Regions from separate parts of the Homo sapiens genome. Here region 1 is linked to region 2. Evidence: chromatin contacts called from ENCODE Hi-C data. All regions are on one chromosome and are shown on one strand. The core of a region is the stretch at or near the end of the contact, and the rest is flanking DNA. Distances in the headings are between cores, read along the strand shown.

Evidence for each region. Hi-C counts contacts between places; a loop is a spot of excess contacts on that map. Pooled maps may share reads with other maps.
Region 1: a loop to region 2 is called in a pooled map, with 14 times the contacts of the local background. The contact joins the promoter of UGT8 here to the promoter of NEUROG2-AS1 in region 2. A Hi-C loop is called at or near these places in 4 of 37 single-sample maps with no recorded cell type and 6 of 50 pooled maps.

The regions. Positions count from the first base shown.
Region 1 is chr4:114,596,235-114,602,346 of GRCh38, reverse strand. UGT8 (UDP glycosyltransferase 8) reads right to left here and starts at 3,540. Exons shown (of 6, transcript NM_001128174.3): 1 at 3,373-3,540.
Region 2 is chr4:112,512,386-112,518,434 of GRCh38, reverse strand. NEUROG2-AS1 (NEUROG2 and ZGRF1 antisense RNA 1) reads right to left here and starts at 3,056. Exons shown (of 4, transcript NR_161159.1): 1 at 2,795-3,056. NEUROG2 (neurogenin 2) reads left to right here and starts at 2,255. Exons shown (of 2, transcript NM_024019.4): 1 at 2,255-2,588; 2 at 2,959-4,919. The coding sequence starts at 2,960. The coding sequence ends at 3,778. It overlaps LOC124900760 (a long non-coding RNA gene), which reads right to left and starts at 1,630. Exons shown (of 2, transcript XR_007058231.1): 1 at 1,396-1,630; 2 at 1-627. RefSeq lists enhancers at 1,034-1,153, 1,254-1,353, 604-1,484, 4,184-4,323 and silencers at 1,494-1,773, 3,094-3,163, 3,424-3,623.

The DNA.
Region 1 (6,112 bases), core at 2,291-4,790, 2.1 Mb before region 2:
TTATTCTGGACTTCCGGGGTAGAAAAATATTAACTACACTACATTATAGTTAGTAAGTTTCAATGGCAGAAAGTAATATGTAAAATATTCTAGTATACATATTCCTAAACAAAGACGATCTGGGCCTATCATAAGAAAGTAAACTTTTTTTTAAAGGCTGCTTCAGTTTCTCAGAAACACCAAGATATTCCAGAAGACTGAATTGTCTGAAATTAATACACCCTCCTAAAGATCTCATACACAAATTTTTTCTATAAAAGGTACATTAAAACCTTTTATATAGAGGTCACCCTTCTGGAAACCTAAACATTTCAGTTCACAGTCCAAACCACAAATAAAGCACGTAAACTGAAAGTGTCTGTCACAAAGTCTACAGGATTTACACTCGGGCAATAGCCCACATCATTTGATGGAAAAAAAGACAACAGATAATAGAGCAGCAGGGCCCACTCACAGTCTGACAGCAGCAGAAAGTGATAGCCAATAACAGAAAGAGGACCCAGAAAAAAAAAAAAAACATAAAAAGAAGAATGGTACTTCTGTCTCTATTCTAGTATTTCAACCCAGCAGGCTGAGACCATTTACTATAAACAAAAACAGCTCTATACACCTCAGCGAATAGCACTATTCAATTCTTTATGAATTCATAAAGACAACCCAACAAGAAAGAATAACTTATATCCAATATTCTCCAAGGGAACAAGGAAGACAGTAAGATTTAGAAATTGCTTGTGGGTTATAATGGCTCTTTTTTTTTAAGTTTCAGTAATAAACGGTGTGAAGAGTCAGCTACCGAGAAAATGTGCTTATGTAAATAAGTACCAATGCAGATGAGGTCAAATAAATGAGATACTATATCTTGCATAAATAATCAAAGTTCTCACTCTCCAAGGATATCTTAGAAATTCCCAGGTGTATGTTGGAAAATCCTAGTATGAATTAAAAAGCAACAAATTGATATTATTTGATAAACAGGTGCATGATTTTAAAAAGGATTTGAGGATTGAAGATGGGATTTTTAGCAATATTTAAATGGTAATGAAGCTGATAGTTGTTCATAAGGTGCAATAAAATGTTTTAATTTAAATTATTGGGAAATGTAAACTGTCAAAATCTTTAAACGAAAAGTAGTTTTTATCCAAAAAAATTGTCATAAGCATCTTTATTTACTGCATTGGTTTATTTATTCTAAGACGCGTACCAAGCTTAAATACAACAAGCATAGTCCTCTGGAAATCTTAGATTTAAAAAGAGTTTGAACCTGTATAGTAGTATTACCTGGAAAAAGTCAGAAGTATAGTTTCTGTTCAGTTATGCCCAACCTCCTAATAGAGTATCAAGCCTTTACTAAATATCGGGGCACTATGCTTTATTGTAGTTTTTAAAGACTTGTATAATACTAAGTCACACAACACTAGATGTCAACTTAACCTTGTAGGTGGCAGGCAAATCATACAATACTAGAGTGTTTTTCTCTGGCATTATCTAGAAGAGTTGCTGAACACAGACACATTCCTAAAGCAAAACCTCAAACCACCAAGAGACAGTTTCTATAGGAGAAAACTAAGCTGGCTAAGATTTAATTCAAGTAACACAAAGTTCTGGTCTCCTTTACCATATAATATTAAGATGCATGACTCTAATTTTAAAATCTCCTGGGGACAAAGTATGGTTACTCTTAACACTATTAAAATATTGGTTAAAGATAACCATTGGGTACTGGGCTTAATAACTGAGTGATGAAATAATATGTAAAACAAACCCCTGTGACATGTGTTTACCTATGTAACAACCCTTCACATGTACCCCAAAACCTAAAATAAAAGTTTTTAAAAAAGAAAAGAAAAAAGGGCACTTTCTATCCTTCCTTCAAATGGTGGTGATTTTTTTCTGGGGATATGTCAGAAGCACGCCAATTTTGAGTGAATATAGACGTTTTTGAACATGAAATTATCAGAAATGATAACAATTTGGCATCTAGCCAAACTCCCTAACATTCACGTCATTGATACTGAAAAACTGGTAGTACAAGGTGACAGCCTGAGGGGACTGAAGATTTTTGGAGTATTTGGAGTAGTGTGGTTTTTTTCTAATTTTTACCAATAGGATCCCCAGAAATAAAAGACTCTATCGTCACTGCTAACACTGGCTCATAATAAAGGTGATTCTCCAGAGCACGCCTGGTTTGATACCGCCACCCACTCCTTCCCTTGGCGACATTTTCCTGCTAAGAACGCCTAGTTAGCGCAATCCAGCCATTCGCGTTAGTTCTCAGAACTCTCTCAGAAGTTCTCTACCTTCTCTCCTCTCCCCGCCTAGATGCTGAAAGGTGATGGGAACTCGCGGTACAGGTACAGAGGCTATTCCTTTCCTAAGGAAGTGCTGCACAATGGCAGGTTTACCGTACTCAATTTTATAAACCCTCAATTAAACCAGAAAGCTTGTATATAGAGATTGGGTACCCCGCCCACCTCCTCAGATTGTCCTTTTGCCCCGACGCACTGCATCTACTTGCACTCTCCGATGCGGTTTGCCTCCTTCAAATCCAAAACACACATACCAGGCTCCCTCGCCGCTCCTCCAGTCCATGGAAGGCGCCCTTCTTTTTGCCAGCAGCGCGTCCTTCTCTCCCCGCCCGCAGGCGCTCACCTCTTCTCTAATCCCGGGGGCCCGCACAGGCTTCTCTAATGCAAGGGCACCCCGTACCATTCCCAAATCGGCGCGGGGACCCGTGAAACCCTGCCACCACTGTACACTGTCCATTGTCGAGAGTCGCGCGGGCACGCGGAAACGGCGGGCCCCGAAAAGTCTCAGCGAGCTTGTACAGCCCCAAGACATTCCCCACCCCCAACACATCCCGCTCTTGTTCCTCCTTAGGGGGAAGACGGAGTAAAGGGGAGTTGAAGAGGTCCCGAAGCTCCTCCTGGTCCCCCACCTCCATCCCTGCCCTGGCAGCTGGCTCTGGCCTCTGGGCTCCGCGGTGCCCATCCCTTCAGGGGTCAAGTACAAGGTCCTCGGCCGAATCGCCTCCCCGTTATACCCTCCCTCTGCCTTGAGCGCACAAACGCGAGAGAACCCTCGAACGGATGCCATATGGCAGAAACAGGATCGCGGGCGCTATGAGGGGCCAGCCTAAAAAGATCTCCTTCACACCCCCTCAACCCCTAGCCTTTCTCCCTACCCCGCCAACCCCCACTAACCACTTCTAACTTCCTCAGCCCAACCCTGTCTGTGCTTTCTAATTCCCACCCCCCCGCCCCTGGACAGCAGCCATTCGCCCGGCACTCACCTCAGGGAGCAAACAACGCCCCTCTCCTCCACCCAGACCGCCCCCCCTTCCGCCCTCTGGAACGGCGTGGTCCCTCCGCTCACCTCGTCTCTTGGCTGCCCCGCGCGAGTTTGAGTGTGTGTCTGCCGCGTAATTGTATCCGGGACAGAAGGGACCTGTGTTTGTGCGCTGAATCAGGTGTCGCCGCCTTCGGTGGTTCGGGGGCGTAAGGGAGGCTTCGGAGTTAGCGTGTTGGCTAAGGAGGGCTCTCTGGGTTCACAGTTGATAGCAATGCTTTAACCGTGTCCTCCCTCGGGTCCTCAGCGCGCCTGCTCGTCCGCAGCTCCCAGCGGGCGGCCAGGCCCCCCGCCCCCCAGCCGCGCCCCGCCCTGCGTGCGGCGAGCAGAGTCGGAGCGCGCCGCTGCCCTTCCGCACTTGGCTCAGCGGGGCACGACACGGGCCGCCACGCGCTCAGCCTAGCATCACTCGCCTCTGACTGCGAGCGCCTCCAGCTCCCCGGGCTGGGGCATGGATGCAGACGCGCCTTCGTACCACGCGCTCGCAGGCTGGGCAAGGGGCAGCGCGTTGGGATCCGGCCAGTCGTCCGCTGAGCGAGGTTGGCTTGCAGGCTGGGACTTTTCGCGAGCCCTCTGGGCGCTCGAGTTGCGAACTCTGACAACGGCACGTGGCCCCGCCCACTCTTCCCTCTTTGCGAGGCGTGTCCCGCGCCCTTTCTGCCACCACCCACGTAGTCCCTGTGCCCGCCTTTTATCATCAAGGCGGCTCAGTGAGCTCTGCGTGTTGATGTCGCGCCTTTTCTCATCTTCCTGCCTTTCCTGCCTCACTTCTGCTGAATCCATTCAAAAGTTATACTTGGGCAAGTGGGTGGAGGAGTTAGGAAAATTAAAAGAGGGATGCTTAGGTGAGCAGGTACCTGCACTGCCGCCAACCCAGGCTTCAATTCTGGCTCTCTTGTAGCGGAAAGCCTTAAAAAACGCGAGTTTGGGGATCCTGAAAAAAAGTAAATAGGGTTGCTGGGCTGAATAACATCCCTCCTCTCAGGCTCCTGCTGAAAGGGCCATTCATGATTTGCCTGGTTGAGCCTGTGGCGACTTTATTCTGACGAATCTGCCTTTGCCAGCAGCATAACCTTGCCAAGTTGGCGTCTTGACCAGCAAGCAACTGTGCCCAAGGAAGCCTCTCTGTGGTGCCTCAGACCTGAGAGGCCGAGTGCCTTTGAGCGCCTGAGGTAGATTGTGAGTTTCATGAAAACCGAGAAAGTCTAAGTGTGCATGTGCGTAAGATATTTTATATATATATATCTCATATATATATGAGATATGTCTATATAACGTGGACTGAATTGTTTATTGTTTATGTTTCGTGTCGAGCATAAATTCCAGAAGCTAAGATGCTTCCATAGCACACAAACGTTATGCGTTTAAACGTTGGAAATCAAAAATGCCATGTCAGGTCATTCTGTCCTTGTTCCAAAGTGAGATTCAGAAATAGGTTGGGATTTTCTGCCCTTAGATAAGAAAACGGAAATTATATTTTACTGTATATGTTATCAGTTAATGATAAATTAAAAAACTAATATACACTGCTGTTATTGTAAAATCCATATGCTCAAGAATGTTCATGGATGGAGAGATCTTCAAATGCCATTTCAAAAAAGAAAATGCACTTTTCTTCTTTGCAGATTAGGAATTTGAACATATTCCCTGTGCAAAATGCAGGGAATATTTTCACAGCCTTTGTACCTGATTACCATACTCTCTATTTATTTCTTATTTAAATTGCACTAGAAAACCTAAAGTAAATGAAATGTAACATAATAAAGAAAAGAGAATTTAGACATTTACTTTAAAAGCTTTATTTCTCAAAGGTCAAGCTTCAGTTTCAAGCTACTGTTTGATGATGCATATGTAAATTCTTGGTAAAAACTTGATCATTAGCAATTAAAACAACTTTTTTCTTTTATTATATAAAAATGTTTAAAATTGTTTCACCACATCCTTGTCCTTAAAATGGTGTAAACTGACCATTGTGTAAGGTTTTTGTCAGATTTTTGGATAGAAAAGGAGTATATATTATGTGTAGATATGTCCATGTTTATTGTTTCTCTAATCTATCTATTTTTGTCCACATTAAATACTGATTATTGAATTTCTCACAGCTCTACACAGTAAGGGTGTTCCATAATGTAAAACAAGTTTATTCAATCATCATATGAATAGTTGAAATACACTTTTGGAGTTTGAAATGATAAAAGCAAGAAATCAGTGAGGTTCATTTCACCGCCCCACCCCACTTTTCCTTTTTTTAATGCTCCCACCTTTAATTGTTAACATTATTGGCTAAGTGGTTGAATAAATGAATAATGAAAACATTTGCTACTTCTCTTTAAGGAAGGATGCATATTTTCCATATTTAATGTATCCTTCAAGCTCCCATTCAGATTAAACAAGATTCTCCCTATCATCTTTAGTTTATAGAATGTTGAATGGGACAGCATAGCCTGCAGTGAGAAAGTTTCAGCCAATGTGGAGTATGGTATTAAAATTCCCTCATTATTTCTGTGGACTATATATATCAGTATTCTCAATTGTTATTTTTTTCAGAAATACTTGTTATAATTATTCACCCCATATAACTTTATTGGAAAATATAAACAACCATATGTGAGATATTATATAAGTTTTGTAATCATTCACCATTAACTCTGGGATCAGACTTCCTAGAATTTGAAGAAGAAATTAATGAAATCAAACGTAACTTAATAGTAGTAGTAATAGAAATTTTAAAATCCTCTTAAAGTTTCTGCAAAGTGTGATCCCTGCC
Region 2 (6,049 bases), core at 1,807-4,306:
AACAAATTCTGTGTCTGCTCCCACATGTTCCTTCAGTCCCTACTGGACTGGACACATCCACATCCTTGGCAGGTTTTCTTTTAGGAGGACTATGAGAAGAGTGTTTTCTTTTAGGGGGACTATGAGAAGAGTATTTTCTTGTTTCGTATCAGTGATAATTGCCCATAAATTAACGCTCATGTGTACAGCAACAAAGGTAAGCACTTCTAGCATAATTTTTGCTTGGTCAGACTTTTTATGAGGTTCTGATTCTGCAGGTTCATGATAGACAGAAACCCAAAGATATGTGAGAGGCAGGTGTTGTGTGCTAGAAACATTGAAAGTGTCTCTCTTTTCTTCTTTCATTTTCATTTCTGCACTTCTAACACATGAAATTTAGCTGTTCTAAAATAGTCGAGGAGGAAACTGGCAAATGATGCTTTTATATTTTGGGAATTTGCTTTAAAAAGGGAGAATATGAAAACACAAACATCAAAGAGCAAAGTGGAAATCATGATAGTTTTCAAGTAATTCCAAGACAGAAGGAAGTCTGAAGTTTGAAGAACTGCAATGGGTAATGCTCCTTTTCACAAGTTTCTAATTTTCATTTTCTTTACTTTGTGCCTTCCAATCCTCCTTGTTACCTCCCTGAAGAAAACATTAAACAAATTAAAGCCATGCCAAAATACTAACAGCTAATTTAACCACCCCGTCTTTGGAATACAGCTTGTTTCTAAGTCCTACAAACTGAGGGAGACAGAAACCAGAAGACAGCATTCTCTTTCCCTTCTACTCTTCCACTCCTAACACTCCAACTGTGCCTTGCCTAAAGTTAATTTGCAAAGGGGATCTCAAGGGACGCCACTCCGGTCTACTGAAGTCCGGATCCATCCCCATGTCGACAAGAGGGTGGGCATGAACGTGGGGAAAGTGGGGAGGGCTAACGAGCAATTGAGAACAAGTTTCCCCCGAGGTCCAGTAGCCCTTCAGCTCTTTTTTCTCATTGAAAAGCAGAATTGGGAAGATGGGCCCCTTGTCCCTACAACGCCCCCCAGCGCGGAGCAGAGGTCACAGAAATGTCAGCGCAGCGCATTTGCTTGCAGGAGCAGCAGCTCTGCCGCTCCTCCCGCTCGGTTCGCTGCCACCCACGCAGGAAGCCTCCTTGCTGTCCCTCCAGGCTATAAACTGGGTTAACCCCAGCAAAACCTGCATCAGTGCCCGGAGCCTCAGTTTCCTGTATGTAAAATGAGGGGGATCCTTTCAGCTCTAACATGTGAGTGATTTCATTCTCACATCCTCTAAAAGCTCATCAACTGCTCCCCTATCCGACCTCCCCTCCCAAGAGACGCCTGTTTGAATCCCCAGTGTCCTCTCCCTTCACTCTCCCACGCCAGTTTCGACGGACCCCAAACACACTTGTTCACGAGGTGTCCACATCTCTCCATCCACGCCATTCTCCTCCCCTAACCAAATGAATCCATTTTAAAATCGTTTACTATTTGATACAACCCCTAAGAGGCTTTGCCAAGAGACGCCCGGCAGCACCACAGGGCTAACTGCTTTCCCCGGGATTCTGACCCCCATTAACTAATTCCTAGTTCCCATCACCCGGGAGTTAGGAGGGCCGGCAGCGCCGGGTGCGGTGCCTGCGCGCGCGCCGGGCGGGGGGAGCCTCGGCGGCAGCGAGGACGAAGGCGGGGGCGGTAGCACGGGTCCCCCCATCCGCCCCCAGCGCTCGGGCCCCTAATGAGCTGCTGAAAGGGAGCGGGCTCCGGTGCGCGTGGCTCGCAGGCCTCCCGGAGTCCAGGGCGCCCTGATTGGCCAGCTGCGCCTCGCGACCTCCATTCATTAATAAATTAGCGGCACGCTCCAGCCGAGCGCGAGCCACCAATCACAATGGACAGCGGCGGCGACAACAGCCGCAGCTTGAGCCTCTGCGGCCGCTGCGGCTTCGCCAGCTCCGGCCGCAGCCCGGAGCTCCAACAGGAGCTTTAGAACCATTTTATGTTGATTAGATAAAGGGGGAAAAGAGAGGCGGGGGTGGTGGGAGGAGGAGGATGGATGGCAGGGCCAAGGGAGGGGGAAAGGCGGTGAAGAAAGAGGAAGAAATGAATGATGATAATGCAATGAAAAGAATAAGCCAGAGGAGGGAAAAGCGGGGGAGAAGGGGGGCAGGACTGACAGGAGGAGGAGGCGGTGGCGGGGGAGGAGGGGGCCCGGGGCAGATCTGATTGTTTTCTTGGTGGTATATAAGGGGTTTTAAGGAGAGTCGTGTGCCAGACACGCAGCCACTGAACCACAAGCAGCTTCGCGTTAACTGGAGTGCCTGGGAGTCGCGTGCCAGGAGCCGCACGGCCAGGGACTGACTGACAGACAGACACGCACCACCACCACAACACACGAGACCCGGGCGGGCCGCCGCCGCCGCCGCCGGGGCTCTTGGCAAACTCGCCGGTCGCAGAGGTCCCCCGCGGAGCTGCGCCACAGTAGCGCCGGGCTTGCAGCTTTCACGCCGGGCGAAGGACCCGGCGCTGCGCTCGCAGCTGCGCGGAGATTCCCGGCACAGGCCAAAGTCACAGCAACGCTGAGGCACAGTTAGAGCCAACTAAGTAAGTATTCGAGCCACCGCTTCCAACTACGCAGGTGGTTTCCCCGCACTCAGTCCAACCACACCCGCACGCCCTCTGCTCCGCGCAGAATCTTTGTCGCGGAGGCCGCAGTCCCTTCTCGGGGAGGGAACGCAGGACCGCCCGCGGAGGGCAGGACCCGGCTGACTGGCAGCAGGGTCACAGCGAGCGCTAGCGGCGCTCCTGACCTTGGTTAGCACTGCCTGGGTTTCTTCCTTCGCCTTCCTGCTCCGCGCCATTCGGAGCTGGTCTTCTCGGGTGCGCGCCGGAGCACGCCCCTGTGACACGAAGATCGCGCCTCTGTTTCTTTCCTTACACCTCACTGCCTTTTTCCCCTTTCTCTCTTCGGTAGGATGTTCGTCAAATCCGAGACCTTGGAGTTGAAGGAGGAAGAGGACGTGTTAGTGCTGCTCGGATCGGCCTCCCCCGCCTTGGCGGCCCTGACCCCGCTGTCATCCAGCGCCGACGAAGAAGAGGAGGAGGAGCCGGGCGCGTCAGGCGGGGCGCGTCGGCAGCGCGGGGCTGAGGCCGGGCAGGGGGCGCGGGGCGGCGTGGCTGCGGGTGCGGAGGGCTGCCGGCCCGCACGGCTGCTGGGTCTGGTACACGATTGCAAACGGCGCCCTTCCCGGGCGCGGGCCGTCTCCCGAGGCGCCAAGACGGCCGAGACGGTGCAGCGCATCAAGAAGACCCGTAGACTGAAGGCCAACAACCGCGAGCGAAACCGCATGCACAACCTCAACGCGGCACTGGACGCGCTGCGCGAGGTGCTCCCCACGTTCCCCGAGGACGCCAAGCTCACCAAGATCGAGACCCTGCGCTTCGCCCACAACTACATCTGGGCACTCACCGAGACCCTGCGCCTGGCGGATCACTGCGGGGGCGGCGGCGGGGGCCTGCCGGGGGCGCTCTTCTCCGAGGCAGTGTTGCTGAGCCCGGGAGGAGCCAGCGCCGCCCTGAGCAGCAGCGGAGACAGCCCCTCGCCCGCCTCCACGTGGAGTTGCACCAACAGCCCCGCGCCGTCCTCCTCCGTGTCCTCCAATTCCACCTCCCCCTACAGCTGCACTTTATCGCCCGCCAGCCCGGCCGGGTCAGACATGGACTATTGGCAGCCCCCACCTCCCGACAAGCACCGCTATGCACCTCACCTCCCCATAGCCAGGGATTGTATCTAGAGCTGCCATTTCTGCTACCCACGCCAGGCCTTAGTGGGTTCCCTTTCCTGTCCCCAGTCGAGCCCTCCTCCCTTCCCCTGCCCCTCCTTTCCACGCCCTGGAAACCATCTCACTTCACAGGGCAGGTGTAGCCTTTCTGATTCCTCGGTTGTTTCTTGCATTTCTTGGCTTTGGGTATCCTTCATTCAGACGGGCTCTGATTTACTGAAGGTGTGATGGAGCTTATTGTCAAAGCCAAGGGTGGCGTTTTGGGGGCGCTTCTTGAGACGAAAAAGACCCTGGGAAGAGATGATGGTGGCATATCTAAAGAGTTTGCAGAGCGGACTGACGCTCCTCCCCTTTCTCTTTAACGCCGAAGGACTTGGTGCAGTTCGTGTGAATCTCACAGGGGGAATGCAACTGGTTCCTGTGATCTCTTCACCTTTGCTTCTACATAGAGATGTTAATGTCGAGTAGAAAGAAATGTATCTTAGCATCTGAATGATTTTGCTGGTAATAATATTATCCACAGATTTGCAATGGCTGGCATCTGCTTTATTCCCATTGCTGTCTGCAGGCTGTGGGAATTTCACCTGTCAAACCAAACTTCCCTCTCTGATGTGCACTTTGTTCTGTTTCCCAGATTCGTCACAATGCCTATTGTCCTGTCCTTCTCTTTCCTTTTTCTTCCCCATTTTGCCATCTGTCTCTTATGATTTATAAGGGGAAAAAAACTTGTTTTGTTAGAGGGGCAGGTTAGAAGTCATTGTATAATTTGTAGGCTTTGTAATGATTGAATGCAAGCGTGGAAATTTAGGCTGAACTCTCTATCAAAAGGAAAAATGTGGAGGAAAAGGGAAAAATCAGGAGGGAGGATTGCCTCATGTATTATTTATTTCGACCTTTTAGGGGAGAAGGAACTCCCCCATTCTTTCAAGAGATTAAAAATAAATCAACAGTCTGAAAACCTAAGCAGACACGGAGCATTATCCGGATCAGCCACACACGTGTTCCCTTCTATTTATTATAAAGAAATTTTTCATGGGAAAATATGTATTTTTTGTATATTCTACAGAGTTTATTCTAGTATGTATTTACATCTTGAAGAACAAGAAAGTTGTTCTTGTGATTAAACTATAAATAAACTATCTAATTTTCATAAGTTTGTGTGTTGTATTCTACCTTTTTCTTGCTTATGTGATTTTTAGATGCCAAATGAGTTGTGTTTTTTTGAAATTCTTCCCATGTCAAATTGAATATAGTACTTGTATTTTTGGGCAATGCTTTGTGTAGAATATCACTAAGAAATCACAAAAAGCTGAATCATATTTGAGACACTAATATTGAAAATAAGAGTGTAACTTTCTATTTTTAAGATAAACACACAATTTATTTCTAAGAAATAAATTTCTGAGCAAACAAGATAAGCAAAAAAGGGGAGAAGAATTTAAATGATAATTAAGTCATGATAAGCTCCAAAGTTCAGAAAACCTTGATTTGAAAAAAAGTGAAGTTGAAATTTCTTGGTGGAGTGTGTAGAAATTTGTTTTTTGTGCAACTCGTTTGGCTTCAATTCTCATCTGTAAACTGAAGGGATTGGACATGACCTCCAAGGGTGCTCCCTTTCCAGCTCTAACATCTGTGATGTAACAGTACGTATAAATTCATTATTAGAAGCAGATTTCCTATTAGGCATTTTAACAAGCTAGTTGCTTTTAAAAGCAGACTCCCAGAATAAAGCAGATATTTAGAGTGAACTGGAATTGAAAATATATACAGAAATAGCTCCGCTTTCCCAATATTTGTTAAAGCAATTACATAGTCAAAACTTCTTCAAAGAGAAAGCAAAAATGGTTTAACTTGCACCTCAATCTCCAAAGCAGAAATGAATGACCTTTGATTGGCTTTGGGTCAAAAATGACCAAATGAAGGTTGACCACATTCTATGCTTAATCCCCTTGGGGAAGAGTGTCTATGACAACACAAGCTAAAAAATATCACATTAAAACTTGGTCGTTCACAGCACCCACCTCCCCACGAATGTCTTACCTGCATCTGGTTTGGGCTAAATACTCCACTCTTCTGCACAATGCAATAATAATTTCTCCTGAGGTGTCTATCTGAAACCACTCCTCTCTAATAACTCCATTTTAATCAAAGGAAGAACTAACTCAGGGTTTTTGTTTCATTTTTTATAGCCAAGCATGAGATACCTTTTGGTAAATCCCTTTTAATTTAAAGATTGTGTTACTCTTAGCTGCTCTTTGATTATCTGACATGGGGAGAAAGTGA